Regions from separate parts of the Homo sapiens genome. Here region 2 is linked to region 1. Evidence: chromatin contacts called from ENCODE Hi-C or POLR2A ChIA-PET data. All regions are on one chromosome and are shown on one strand. The core of a region is the stretch at or near the end of the contact, and the rest is flanking DNA. Distances in the headings are between cores, read along the strand shown. Region 1 has its middle 58 kb from the start of IL20RA. Region 2 overlaps MAP3K5 (mitogen-activated protein kinase kinase kinase 5).

Evidence for each region. Hi-C counts contacts between places; a loop is a spot of excess contacts on that map. ChIA-PET counts read pairs that join two places held with the same protein, here RNA polymerase II (POLR2A). Pooled maps may share reads with other maps.
Region 2: a pooled map shows a loop between it and region 1 (5-fold over the local background). The contact joins two enhancer-like sites. A Hi-C loop is called at or near these places in 2 of 37 single-sample maps with no recorded cell type and 2 of 50 pooled maps. POLR2A ChIA-PET finds 5 or more read pairs at or near these places in 1 of 52 experiments (activated B cell).

What each region holds. Positions count from the first base shown.
Region 1 is chr6:137,100,568-137,104,970 of GRCh38, forward strand. No RefSeq gene overlaps it. Among named protein-coding and RNA genes, the nearest start is that of IL20RA, 58 kb to the left of the region's middle. Within about 2 kb of position 2,549, at least 5 of the 41 ENCODE cell types and tissues checked have a DNase peak (open chromatin) inside an H3K27ac peak, as active enhancers do.
Region 2 is chr6:136,591,239-136,595,641 of GRCh38, forward strand. It overlaps MAP3K5 (mitogen-activated protein kinase kinase kinase 5), which reads right to left. Exons shown (of 30, transcript NM_005923.4): 22 at 1,199-1,376; 23 at 935-1,103. Among named protein-coding and RNA genes, the nearest start is that of MAP3K5-AS1, 36 kb to the right of the region's middle. RefSeq lists an enhancer at 3,251-3,410. Within about 2 kb of position 2,218, at least 13 of the 41 ENCODE cell types and tissues checked have a DNase peak (open chromatin) inside an H3K27ac peak, as active enhancers do.

The sequences.
Region 1 (4,403 bases), core at 1,299-3,798:
GCTCATGTCTGTAATTTCAGCACTTTGGGAGGCCGAGGTGAGTGGATCACTGGAGTTCAGGAGTTCAAGACCAGCCTGGCCAACATGGTGAAACCCCGTCTCTAATAAAGATAGAAAAATTAGCCAAACGTGGTGGCTCACGCCTGTAATCCTAGTTACTCAGGAGGCTGAGACAGGACAATCACTTCAACCCGGGAGATGGAGGCTGCAGTAATCTGAGATTGTGCCACTGCACTCCAGCCTGAGCGACAGAGTGAGACTCTGTCTTAAAAAAAATAAAAGAAGTCTGTAAGAGAAGAATTTAGGCCAAACTAAAGCCTCAGATTGCTTTCAGTTGAGATAATACTGTTTCTGTTTAATTCAAAGCAACTAGTATTTTCTGGGGACTACATAGGCAAAATTGAGAAGCAGGAGTTATAATGCCCTCCTGGCCCTGGAACTTCCCAAACACCCATTGAGAAGGCCTGTCTCCCTACTCATGATTCTTTCTCCTCTTACTCTTTCGACTTCCTGCCAGGCAGGTTGGGGTTATGGTGGTGGCATGCCTCTCATTAACTACTACATTAGGCCCAGCTTTCTGCTACATCTTTGTTTAACCACATTGATGTATTAGTTGATAGAGGCTTAAAATATTTTTATCTTAAAAGAGACATCTGACACTGATGTTAAAAGGCTCAAAGGAATGAATATCTTAATGACGGAATTTCATTTTCTGGGACTCATAGGTAAAATAGTTTAACGAAATGGATGACGTTACCTTCAAATAACACTCTCTGGAAGAAACTCATTGGTCTAGGGATTAGAAGAGGTTTTAGTCCTTATTCTGCAACTATTATAGCCTCTGACATTGGTCACACCACTTAAGCCCGCTGAGCCTGGAGTCTCAATACCTTTTTCCTTTTGAATGGCAGAGAAAAACAAAACAATACACTTGGAAATTACTCCCTCAGGGCTTTTGGGACAGCTCCTTTTTTTTTTTTTTTTTGCCTGAGCCCTAGAAAGGGATCTGAGGAATTTTCAATTAGAAAGTGGGAGTATACTCCAACATGTAGATGACCTTCTTGTATGTAGTCCAACCCAGGAGGCATCTGACCAAAAAACCTTAAAACCATTTTGCATTCCCCGGCACTCGAGTCAGAAGAGTACGTGGATCTGCCACTAATGGGTGGGCTGGGATCACGACCTCATTCATTGCCCTGAGCTCCTGTACCATATGGTATTCCCCCAAAGGCTTCAAAATGGTCAAAATGAGGGTATTACAGGGAGAATTACAGGATTTCAGAAGTCCACGGGCAAGCAACCCCTTAACTACAGACACTATGCCCTTTCTTGCTTCCAGCTTAATTGGGTATTGTTTTCTGTTGGGAAAATGACTGGGGTCTTTGAGCTGTATTTTGATGGGCACTGCCATTCTAGCCCTTCCAGCCCTCCCAGTACACCATGCTCGTGGGTTGACCTGTTTGTGTACAAATGCGACTGTCAAGGATGCCATAAAACTCATAGACAAGCTTAGGCTGCTGTCATATTAGAACTCATCATATAAATGAATTTAAGGCCAAAACACTCAATGAATGTTACATTTATGACCTTCTGAAGTTGCCCTTTGACCCAGCATCACCTTGGCCATTTGTATCCCCTTGAGCCTCCTTCCCTCCCCATCTAATGGACAGTGGAGTAGCAAAGGCTCATGTCCAGTGGTTGAGATGATTTTTGCAGTGCTATGCGTGCCATGGGCAAGGGTCAGGGCAAAACTTTGACCCTGTTGATCCCTTCTCACCCCCTCCTTCAGCTTTACTCATTTCTCCTGGGCCTGTGTGCCATGTTTGAATGCCCTCAATTTCTCACCATGTCCTGCTCAAAGACCGTATTCACTGATGGTGCGCTGGCTTTTGGTATTATAAAGATTCCCAAATTCCTCTGATCATAAGAATCACCTGGGCTGCTCATCTTGTAATTCTGAGTCAGAAAGTTTGGGGTGGGGCCTGCTGATCTGTGCATTTAACCAAGACTCTGGGTGAGTCTCATGATCACATGAGTCTGAGACACATGGATTTAATGACTATGAAAGTTGAAAGATGCCCCTGAGATCATTTAAACCAGTGGTTCTCAAAGTGCAGCTCCCAACCAGAGCATCAGTGTCACCTGGGATTTGTTAGAAATGCAAATTACTGACTCTATGAAAAAGGAACTCTGGAGGTGGGGCCCAGTTCCCTGTGTTTTCACAAGCCTTCCAGACAATTATTGCATAGGCTAAAACTCCAGACTTGCTGATGTAGACCATCTCTCTCCTGTTATCCTCTATTTTACAGATAAGGAATGTTGGCACTCTGTCTATCACTTTGGGACCTTGGGTGTTGAAGTTGGGGAGGGGGACAAGTGCTACAATCCCTAGGTGATTGTGAACAGGGTGAGAAGAGAGATGGTAGAGGGCTCCTGAGAATGGGCCATCAGTGGTGTGATCCTCAGCTTCCAATCCCTATTCTCTGAGCCTGAGGTCTTATCTGTAGACAAGGACTCATGTTTGCTGAGGGTGCTGCTAAAAGACACCAGGTGTCTGAAGGGCCAAACCTTTGTGGTAAACCAGAGCTTAGATGTTTATAGTAACTCTCCACTAAGAAATCCCCTGAGAACCCAGCCACCAAGAAGCCCCAGTTCCTCTAAAGAAAGACATGTCTCACTCTCAGAGAAGTTTCAGCTCTGCTTTTGGTGGTTAGTGCCTGCCCATTCTCAGGATGGTTCATGAAAGAGTCTTCTACTTAGTGCTGTGGAATAACCATCTGAAATTGTAAGCTGTGGGTAGATAGTACTGTGGTGTAATCACACATCTTCCTGTCACACTGGTGGGAAGGATCAAGGGTTCAGCATAGTTCAGCCATCCCTGTTATTCTCAAAACCAGTGTTCCCAAACTTCAGTCATTTGGCTATAATTTTCACAATGTTTCTAAATTCAAGTACAATATGTATTGTCGTTTTATCTAATATTTTTCACTTGCTCAACTTAAAAAAACTAAGAATATTTTCAAATTTTCAAAATAATTATGAAGATAGTACAGAGAGTTCTCATATATATACCCCACGCCTGGTTTCCCCTATTGTTAAAATCTTATATTAGTATAGTACATTTGTCATAAATAATGAACTAAATTAATTGATACATTATTGTTAACTAAAGTCCATGCTTTATTTAGTTTTTACTTAATGTCCTTTTTTTTCTTTTCTGTACCTGGATCCCATTTAGGGTACCACATTAAATTTATTCATCACATTGTATTTGGGTCCTATTCCAGACCTAACAAAAAGTGGACTGATGCAAAAGAATGACACTCTGGTTAAAGCTATTGCTGTGAGTATTAAAGCCCTTTGTCTCTGATCCAAGAGTCTCATGTCTTCTGCCAGCATCTAAGAAACACTGACAAGTCAATTAGTTAGTTTCCAGGTAGGGTAAAGGCTTAGATATCTTACAGTTCTTGAACTTTTTTGTTGCACAATTGAAGTATTCAAAAAGGGTAAAAAAAATCAAGTTTTTAAATATTTAAACTAATTCAATTAAAGTATAAAAGGCCACTTAAAAGTGATGGTTAAAAGTTGCCAGATTCATAAACAAAGTAATAAGGTTTATGAGTTGGACTTAAAAATTCAAGGAATAATGAGGAATTTAAATTTGTAATTTTAATAAATAAAGTATTAATTTAAGAAAATCACAGTATCCCCTTAGTAATTTTTCCTGTCTATAAAAGCCCCTATCAAGGATGCCACAAAACTCATCTAGATAAGCTTGGGTTGTCATATTGGAACTCATCATATAAATAAATTTACCCAAAATTGTTTATGACCATGAATGACAAAGCTTTACTGTGCTCAAGCACATTTGCATTTTAGAATAAGATAAACAGCTTTGTTCAAAGAATGAAAGTCTAATGGTGAAATTTTGCCGCCATTGCAGGGCTAGTGCCCCTCATGTCACATTATGAGGTTAGCTTCTTTTACAGATTCAAAGGATAAAACAAGGGCCCTCTACTTTGTCCCTGCTGAATTCTCGAGACCTAGAACAGGCACATAATTGATGCTTATTAAAGATGTACAAATTAATGATCAGATTTTAGCCAGGGCCAGATTTCAGTTTTAGAAACATCACTCTGGCTGTAATATGAAAGTTAGATGGAAGAGGTAACACTAGAGAGGAGACCAAGCAGGAAGTTGGTGGCAAACCCTGACAGTAGACACACGGCCATGGCTTCCAGGGTTTTGGACTAAAATCCTACCCTCTTCAGGAAATAACTAGTCTCATTCTGGAAAACATCTGTTGGCTTATTAGTGGTCTCTGAGGGAGGCTAAAAGCCTGACCCTGGGGTGCCCTGTGACCATGTGGCCCATACTTCTCATCATGAATGGGTCTTCTCTGG
Region 2 (4,403 bases), core at 968-3,467, 510 kb before region 1:
GAACAGACTAATACATATAGTTTCCTCCGCATCCCAAGGATGTGCACGTTAGGTTCATTTGTGTGTCTACGTGGTCTCAGTGTGGGTGTGTGTGTGTATGTACCCTGCAGTGGAATAGTGTCCTTTCCAGGGCGGGTGCCCGCCTGGTACTGAGCTGCCAGAATAGGCTCTGGCCACCCATGGCCTTGAACTGGGTAGATAGTTATCTTGTTTTTATTCATCTTTCTTAAATGTATATAGAGTTCACATTTATTTCAATGTAGAATATTAGAAGTGTTTTAGTCTTTATTTAGGAGTTTGGTCATGTTTTTGTGACCAGAAATATGCCATAGGAACTTAACTCTTGTTTATGTCAATTAGTCTACGGCAAAACTGGTTTGGTTATATGTAATTTTGCTTCAGTCACAGTTTCCAAGGACTTATCAACTACATTAAGTGAAGACTCACTACAATTTACTTCCCTTTGCCCTTCACCCTCCTTTTAAATATAACCTTACAAGCTCAGGGGTTCTGTTGTATTTGCTGATGTTTCCCAAATGCTGAGAGGAGCGACTGGCAGGTAGCCTCATGCTAATGTCAGAATTAGCAACTCACATGGCTTAATGTGTGTTTATTGATGGAATGAATAAACAAATGAATGAAGAGTAAAAGAGGCTTGTAGGGGCTATTTGGAATGTCACCAATGTGAAAAATTTGCTTCTGACTTAAAAATAGCTTATGTTCAAAAATGCAATGAAAAAATCATTTCCCTATTTTCATATTAATATATTCCCTACCATAGGGTTTGCCTTCTTTTTTCCTGTGGGGTAGGTTTATCATGATGATCACTACAGGTTCCTCTTGCCTTTCACATCATCTGTGACAGCTGCAGGCGGTTAGGACACAGATAAAATATGTAACCTTTGGGAAATGAAGCACCTGGGAGAGGATTTACCTGAGCTAAAGATTCCATTAGGTTTCTCACAATTTTGTCTTGGTCTTCCGTCAGGATCCTGTGAAGGGTAGCTCGCCTCTCACTGTCCTTCCTCAGCATGAAGAATCCAGAATCTTTTTCTTCAGGGGAAGGAGGAGCACTGTGATCTTCAAAATTCTCATCTGGAATGCTGAGAAAATTTATGCAGCATAAATCACAGTTCCCTTTATAAAATGACACACTTAACAACACACTTCTCTCACCCCAAGTAAGTCAGGTCTTTACCCCAAAAAGAGTGTCCGAATTCCCTTGACATCTCTTTCTCCGCAGGACTTGGCTCTTGTTTTGAAAGAGAAGGGGTCCACTTTCAACTCCGTGTCGGGTGAAACTGAGCCGTACTCACTGCTGCTGCTGGTGTCCTCCACCAGCACAGGTACCGGCAAGGATATACTCCTGAGATATTCTGCTTGTGATGAGAGGAGGGAAAAGATAATTGACACTTTAAAAAATGTACACATACTGAAACACCCATTGAAAGAGGCCATATTCTTTGTCAAATATCTTGTTGCAATGAGCAGCATAATTATGCTATGTAAGGGAACGGTCATGTGTTATGACTGCCTCCCTTGCTCAGCATAACCCATACAGCAGGGTAGCCAGGAAAGGGCCTCCCAGGCCCTGGGAGGGATATCTCTGGGGTACCAAAACAGTCAAGGAAGCCCAAGTTCAGTGGGTCTACTGAGGGTCTGATCCCCTCATTTTTACTGACTACTAATTATTTCTATTTATGGGTCTCAGTTTTCATATTTATCAAATTCAGGGTCAGATTGATAATCTTTAAGCCTGTTCTTCAGGGGCTTAAGTGTCTCCATTAGCATCTTGGGGCTGCCTTGGTTGGGATGAGTGAGTGGGATGCTGTAGGTCTAGACCACAGGTTCCAATCCTGTTATACCTGAAACCAGAGAAAATATGCTGACTGTCATATATCACAGTTCTGCTTAAGGATTCATATAAAAAAGGATTCATCACTGAAAACAAATTTTGGAAACAGATGGACTAGATGATCTCTTAGGTCTGTCCTGGTTCTCAGATACTATGATTCTCTAGTAGACATGAGCTGCTTCTTTATTTGGATGGAGAATAAGACAGTGGAGTTGCCTATATTTCCTCAAACATTGGTTTTAAAGAAAGCTTCATAGGTTGCTCTGGGTGTCAACATCTTTCCAGCAGATGGGGAAGAAAGAGTAGGAGGATCTCATAGGAAGTTTTTATGAATCATGCTTGGGTGAGTTGCCACTCGGGCCCACCATCCATTGCCCAAGCCTCAGTCCACCAGCCACAGTTACTTGCCAGGAGGCTGGGAAACCCCAGAAGGAAAAGGAAACAGGTCTGGAGGACAGCTAGTCAGTCTCTGTATATGTATGCCTGAACAGTTCACAGAAAGAAAAACACAAAAAGCTCCCAAATGTATATAAAACTTCTCAGCCTCACTCCTAATGAGAGAAACGGGTATCTGAATCACAATAAAATACTGTCCATGATCTATCCTATGGACAGATATGCAAAAAAAAAAAAAAAAAAGAAAGTGGTTTTTGCCAGAAACATCTTTATCAAACACACATCCTAATGCTACAAAAGCATTTTAATAAAGAATGAAGGTATAAAATTATAGAAAAGGAAATCCACTGTTGCCTGGAATCTCCTTCTTACTTAATTCCTCTTGGGCTGAACTGAATCAACTGCCCTGATCTCAAGGATAGGGGACTCATGACATTGGTTTCAGCTGTAGCGAGAAAGACGGAAGTACATACAGCTTTCAGGAACAGCTGACCTCGGGGGAAACCACCTTACTGGTCAGTAACTGGAAAGTCTCCCCAGGATGAATTGGTTGACTTATCTGCTGTTATTTAAATAGTTCTGTAGCTGAATCACTAGAAGGCAGGAAGCAAGAGGAAGCCACAAAGAGTTGCTGAATTGACCAATTAAGTACCAGTATGCAAATGATATATGGCAGGGGAAATGCCTGGCATGTATTGTTTCCACATATTCTGGAGCAGCTCATGGGCCTAGCATTTCACGGACCATATTTTGGGCAGTGCTGCTACAGCAGAAAGGAAATGGGTGACCTCTTCCTTGCTGGTAATAGTAAGGTTGTCTGAGAGAAGAAAGGTTTGAAGGGGGGCCCAAACACCAAACTGCTTTTGAGTCATTCCTGGGGAAGGTCAAGGTCTATAGTGTGCCTTGTTTCACTTTAGAGTCAACATCTCGCTATTTGGGGGGAACGGACTTTAGAACAGAAAAAAATAGCTGCTTGGGAGAAAGAGTTTCACTGCTATGAGATGTCAAGTCCCTAAAGTTAAATGTTACTGATGGAAGAATACAGCTGAAGAAGAGCTCTTGGCTTGACTGAGTAGCTGATCTCTTTACAAGAAGGGATACAAGCCCTGCAGTGGAACTCACTGCTGATCCTTCAGACTTGGTGAGTTTCTTCACCAGCCCATTTTTATGAGATGCATGCCACACTCAGAAACGGAGGTGTGCATCATTCATATTTCAAAGACAAAATTGTTGTTTCTTGGGAGTAAAGAGACTAGTACAGACTAGACTAGAAGAGTACAAGATGAGGGATTCCTATCGTGTGTTTCCGTGTTTGTGTGTGTGTGTGTGTGTGGTAAATGTATGTGTATCTAAAGAAGAGAAGGAGTAAGGACTTGAATTATCCTGTATTTTGGCTTTTTGGTCATATCATGTGGTTTGATTATCCAGTAATGAGAGGACTTGTGTCACGCCTGTGAATTTTAACGTTGCTGTGACTACCGACTGCCTAAAAGGAGGCCTAATGAGGTAAAACTGTATATGCTTAAGGATGGAACCGAGTGCCTGTCACTATGGCTCGTTAAGGAAATAAAGGGACTTACAGATATTCTGCATGTTCTATGTGCAGAGCCCTGATTCCCTCCTCGGTTTGATTTTATTTTATTTTTGAGACAGAGTCACACTATTTTGCTCAGGCTGGAGTGCAGTGGCATGATCTTGGCTCACTACAACCTCCGCCTCCTAGGTTCAAGTGATTTTCCTGCCTCAGCCTCCCAAGTAGCTGGGATTACAGGCATGTGCCACCACCCCTGGCTAATTTTTGTATAGGGTTTCGCCATGTCGGCCAGGCTGGTCTCAAACTCCTGACATCAAGTAATCCACCTGCTTCGGCCTCCCAAAGTTCTGGGATTACAGGTGTTGAGCCACCGCACCCGGCCTGCTTGATTTTAAATGAGTGAACCTGATTCTAGATTGAGTCCCCTTCTCTATTAGGCACATGCATTCATTCATCCAACATACAGTTGTGGATCATCTACTATATGTCAGGTAGCCAGCAGGAGTTGCTGATGGACTGGAGTGAAGAGTGTGAAAAGGAAGAATCAAAAATGACTCCAAAGTAGAATTCTGGCCTAAGAAACTGAATGGATGCATATCGTACTTATATTCTAAGATG